Linked DNA regions of Homo sapiens: region 2 is linked to region 1. A link is a loop called in an ENCODE intact Hi-C map of the cell type or tissue named here. Cell type or tissue: Calu3. All regions are shown on one strand. Each heading gives the region's core, and the rest is flanking DNA. Links, peaks and the distances in the headings are about the cores only.

The links. A loop is a pair of places that touch in the nucleus more often than their neighbours do. Peaks named below come from ENCODE experiments on the same cell type or tissue, not always from the same donor. Only the 100,000 strongest peaks of a DNase experiment are listed, where the experiment ranks them.
Region 2: a loop joins it to region 1, with 13 times the contacts of the local background. A loop is called at or near these places in 6 of 110 quality-filtered maps.

The regions. Positions count from the first base shown.
Region 1 is chr1:243,017,556-243,020,484 of GRCh38, reverse strand. No RefSeq gene overlaps it. Among named protein-coding and RNA genes, the nearest start is that of LINC01347, 83 kb to the left of the region's middle. RefSeq lists a silencer at 1,182-1,382. In Calu3, for the core only: no CTCF peak of the experiment used is centred there; a DNase peak (open chromatin) is centred at 1,254.
Region 2 is chr1:242,466,196-242,469,124 of GRCh38, reverse strand. The region is part of intron 1 of PLD5 (phospholipase D family member 5); the gene reads left to right. Among named protein-coding and RNA genes, the nearest start is that of PLD5, 57 kb to the left of the region's middle. In Calu3, for the core only: a CTCF peak has its summit at 1,367; a DNase peak (open chromatin) is centred at 1,384.

The sequences.
Region 1 (2,929 bases), core at 112-2,611:
ATTTATTTTTATTGTGCTATAGCTATTTCCCACATGTGATTTTTTTTTTTTTTTTTGAGATAAGATCTTGCTCTGTTGCTGAGGCTGGAGTGCAGTGATATGATCATGGCTTGCTGAAGCCCTGAACTCCTGAGGTTGGGTGATTCTCCCACCTTAGCCTCCCAAGTAGATGGGATTACAAGAAGTACCACTATACCTGGCTATTTAAAATTTTTTTTTGGTGTGTGTGGAGATGGAGTCTCCCTATGTTGTCCAGGCTGGTTGTGAACTCCTGGCCTCAAGTGATGCTGCCACCTTGGCATCTCAAAATGCTGGGATTACACATGTGTAATATTTTTATTATCACCATTTTCCACATATTCTGGAAATTTTATTTGGATTTCTTTTTTTTTTTTTTTTTGACAGAGTCTTGCTGTGTCACCTAGGCTGGAGTGCAGTGGTGCAATCTCAGCTCACTGCAACCTCCACCTTCTGGGTTCAAAGAATTTCTCCTGCCTCAGCCTCCTAAGTAGCTGGGATTACAGGCATGCGCCACCAGGCCCTGCTAATTTTTGTATTTTTAGTAGAGACAGGGTGTCGCCATGTTGACGAGGCTGGTCTTGAACTCCTGACCTCAAGTGACCTGCCCACCTTGGCCTCCCAAAGTACTGGAATTACAGGCATGAGCCACTGTACCCAGCCTGGATTTCTTTTTGACATAGAATTATTTAAGAGAAAGCTTTTAAATTTCCATGCCGTAATTTCTAGTTTTGTTGTGTCATAATCAGAGAATATAATCTGTAGCATTTCTACAGTCTCTACTTTGCTTAGATGTTTTTGCGGTGGGGTGTGTAATATGTACTCAATTTTGTAAACATTTTATGGACATACAAATTTCAATGTTTACTTTTTCAGGCTATAGGCTTTGCTACATAATTTTTGTGTATTTTGTGGTTCTCATATAGATTTTTAAATTATCTTTTTGCTGTGATAGAGATTAGAAGGGTAAATTAATGTCTCATTTACCATCATTTTTCTTTCTGTATTTCTTTTCATTTCCTGATGCTTTGGCTTTATGAAATCTTTATGTATAAAAATTGTGCACACATATCTTTATGCACAGTGTTTTGGATTTTACCCTTCATAATGAGCTTTTTTCTCTCCTTTGAATTTGACCTGGCCTGGTGTTAACAGCCCAGGTGTAAAATTCCAGTGAGAAAGAAGTCTGATGAGGAGTCAGTAGGATCTTTGGGTTGCTGAGAACTGCTCAGTACCACGGACAGCTCCCTGCACTCCAGGAAACATCCTGATTCAGTGTCTTGAGTATTGTGAAGCACAGTTAGAGCAGAAACATGGAGAATCACCTTAAAATGGCAAATTGGCTTCTGGTCTTGCATAAGACTTCATTGAGGCCTAATGGGCTATGCAGGTCTACTGTCCAAAGTACAGAGGTTATTCCTAGTGTCTTTAATATTACTGTCCCTTTAGGCAAGATTATCCTTATGATAAGGGAGACTGAATTAAGCTATTTTGGCTGAGGCATATTTTTATAAATTCATCCAATTAGCTTCCCTTGTTGTAGTTTTGGCTCGCCAAACATTGTTCTGATTATAATTTAGCATCCCATATAATTTCATCTGCAGGGAGAGTCTGTACTAGGCATGACGATGCTTACATATCAGCCCATGTGACTGCAAGAGTCTCAGTATAATTTGATAACATGGCACTCAGATTCTAGACATTATTCTCTGTGTGCTTAGTGAGTGTGATGACATAACCTTCAGAAAGATTCATCCTTTCTCACATATTGATAAATCAACTTTTACATCTACAAAGTTGAGAGCCAGAAATTAAAACCTTATTAATTCACTAAGGCATCCCTATGACGGCAGTCTTCCAACTAGCTCCATTCTGGGGCACTCTGACATCATCGTACACTTTCCAATGAAAGCAGGGAGTGTATGTGATTAAAGGGAGAGCCCTGTGGCACTCCTGAAAAATCTCCCCTCCCAGTTCACATTGACTTATTAACCAACACTCATGATCATGTGAAACTCTAGAACTGGATCTGGGTGCCTGGCAGGATGACATGGTGTGAGGCTCAAGCAGCACTGTGGGAATTCAAGCATCTGTTTATTTCTGAGAGAAAAAGTGTAAAGCAAAATAATATCTTTTAACAAACATTTGTATTTGACTAAAAAGGAAGCAAGCACTTAGAATTTCTGAATTTGCTAATTGCTCTTCTGAGCTGAGAATATCTGTGTTGAATATTAGTCATTATCCAGATTTGGCACAGAATAATCCCGAGGGTTAAATGACATTGTTCCTACAGTGGGCACCTGAAGACTGGCTATAAAAGCAATCCTGGACAGGGGCGGTGGCTCACGCCTGTAATCCCAGCACTTTGGGAGGCCAAGGTGGGTGGATCACGAGGTCAGGAGTTCGAGACCAGCCTGGCCAACATAGTGAAACCTCATCTCTACTAAAAATACAAAAAAATTAGCTAGGCATGGTGGCAGACACCTGTAATCCCAGCTACTTGGGCAGCTGAGGCAGGAGAATCACTTGAACCTGGGAGGCAGAGGTTGCAGTGAGTCGAGATTGCACCAATGCACTCCAGCCCAGGCGACAGTGTGAGACTCTGTCCAAAAAAAAAAAAAAAAAGAAAAAAAAGAAGAAAAAAAGAAAAAGGAAAAAAAAAGGAAAAATAAATAAATAAGTAAATAAATAAATACATAAAAGCAACCCTAACACTACTGAGGCTATGACAGTGGCACTTTGCTCTTCTGTTAGGACCTTGGGAAAATTTTTTCCCCCTGTATACAGTATAATAAACTTGGTTCTTATTTCTCTTTCTCTCCCCCTCATTTTTTCTTCCCTCCCCACTACCACATGCACACACACAAATAGACAGATTTGTTTATATTTGACTTTCTAAAAACCTGTTACT
Region 2 (2,929 bases), core at 328-2,827, 550 kb after region 1:
TTGTTTAAAGTAGTAAACAAAGAGGCAATCCAGATGTCCATTTCCAGGGGGACTCTTAAGCAGTTTGCAGCTAATCAGTCTAGTGTGGCAGTTACGACTGTGGACTTTGGAACCAGACTGCCTGAGTCTGAATCACGGCTTCACTGCTCACTAGCTGTATGCTCTTGAGGAAGTTATTTTTCTTCTCATGTCTCAGTTTTTTCATCAGTAAAGGGGATAAGAAATAGTACCTATCTTATAGGGTTGTTGTGAGTCATGGTTGAGTTAAAATGTGTAAACCACGTGGAGCATGATGCATAGTAAGAATTATGGAAGTGTTTGCTGTGGTTGTTATTGCTATTATTATTTTGTGAAATACCATTGTCATCAAAGAAATTGATGGGAAAAAGTATATATATATGTGTGTGTATGTGTGTGTGTGTGCGTGTGTGTGTATGTGTGTGTGTGTATGTATTTACATATGCTGATATTGACCCAGAATAGTCCATCATAAAAACTGTTAAGTAAAGAGTAGAATGTTTCAGAACAATGTGTATGGTAAAATCTCAATTAGTATAATAAAAATTAAAATCATGTTTGTAAAGGTCTGCAGATATAGGCACAACACTGTCCACAGTAATTTAAGAAGTAAGTTATTTAATTAATTTGAGGAGTGAAATGTCAGTGAAAAGTAAAGAAAGGCTATTCTATTTTACTTTGCCCCCAAATTACTTGAATTTATTTACTACAAGCTTATCTCACTTTGCAATGAAAAAAATAAGGATAATTTACGTATCTGGCTGGCATATTATGAGGCTATTACATACAGTTTGTCTGTATATTAGGTGTTGATCTAACCATCATATTGGAAAGATTATCCAGCAGCTTCCAGCATAACTTAAAAATGGCTCTGTTCAAAATTAGGTTACAGCCCATCACAAATGCTTAAAGTCAATAAATCACTATGAAAACTACCATTTGGGGATGTGAGTTGTTTTGGAACTCAAAATACTTTGGCTATGTTAAAAGACCTTGTTATGAAAATAACAGATTTTCATTTCCTCTCTAATTTTATAACTCTTGGCACTCCAACTTTTGTTTTGCTGTGAAATGTTTGAGAAGGAAATGAGTGTACACACAGTTTTATTTTCCAAAATAAATACAATTTTAATTCTGCCAAGAGATTGTAGGGCTCTGTGACATAGAGATATTGCTTTGGGGGGCGGTTCTACTGGGGGCACAGTGGAAGGGGCTTTCTTCAGAGCTCTGAACTCACTCATGAGTACCTAAGTCACAGATAGACTGAAACAGCTTATAAACTCTCTAACAAAGGCCATTTTGGGATGGTGCTTCTCAGGGATGCTTGGGAACCATCGTTCAGTAGTAAGGACTCCCATGCACACACACCACCTGGTGGGCCCTCATGGTAACTTCAATGATTGTGTCTTAGGAACGCCGGTTCTGTTTAACTTGGATTTTCCCATCATTGCACAGTGTTGAGAGGTCAAGTTAATGAAGAAGATCATATTTCTGTATTCATAACTCTGCTAGCTCCATTTTCTAGTGATAAGGGAGGGGATGAGGTAATTGCCAAATTGCTATATTTGGTCAAGAAACGAGATTGCTACAGGAATTCTAAGAAGACTACTTTTATTCTTTTTGGAGGAGCAAAGGGACTCTTTGCTATAAAAACCACAAAGCCTTTCTTTTCTTGCTTGTACTTAAAATGTTGAGAAATTTAAGCAGTACAAAAGTGCACAGACTACTATAACCACTACCTTCAAGATATCCAGAATTGACAAGTGTTAACATTTGGTAACACTGAATATACATTACCATTTTTAACTAAAAAGAAACAAAACATTGCAGAGAAAGACAAAGTTTCTTTTAGTAAAAATAATTTATTTATTAAATTTTATTATAATTAACAAGTGAGAATTGTTACAATGTGATGTTTTGACATACGTATTTACATTGTGGGATGATTAAATTAAGCTACTTAACATATCCGTCACTTCACAGACTTACCTTTTTTATGGTGAGGACATTTAAAATAGATTATTCTCACAATTTTGAAATATATTATTGTTAACTATAGTCACTATGCTGTGCAATAGATCTTGAAAACTTATTCCTCCTAACTGAAACTTGTTAGCCTTTGAACTACATCTTCCTATTTCCCAACCCTCCCCACTCAGCCCTGGTAACCAGCGCTCTATTCTATTTCTATAAGTTCCACTTTTTTTTTTTTTTGAGATGGAGTCTCACTCTGTACCGCAGGCTGGAGTGCAGTGGCGCAATCTCAGCTCACTGCAACTTCCGCCTCCTGGGTTCAAGCGATTCTCCTGCCTCAGCCTCCCCAGTAACTGGAAGTGCAGGTGCATGCCATTGTGTCGGGCTAATTTTTGTGATTTTAATAGAGACAGGGTTTCACCATGTTGGCCAGGCTGGTCTCGAACTCCTTAACTCAAGTCATCTGCCCGCCTTGGCCTATCAAAGTGCTGGGATTACAGGTGTGAGCCGCCGCGCCCAGCCGAGCTCCACTTTTTATAAGTAAGAGCATGCAGCGTTTGTCTTTTTGTGCCTGGCTTCTTTCACTTAGCTTAATGTCGTACAGGTTCATCCATGTTGTTGCAAATGACAAGAATTTCCTTCTTTTTTAAGGCTGAATAGCATTCCTTTGTGTATATATACCACATTTTCTTTACCCATTAGATAAAGTCTCTTTTGAACCTGTCCCTAATTGCATGCCCGTACTAATTTCTCACTAGCAGTCACTATTATTAATCTGTTGAGTATCTTGATGGTCCGTTTTTCTACAGTTCTATTCAGTAAATATTACTGAATATCTCCTGTATGCCAGCGCTACACACCTAGGATACATCAGGCAACAAAACAAACAAAAATACTTCCCTTCATGAAGCTTACAGCCTAACAAGGGAAGACACAT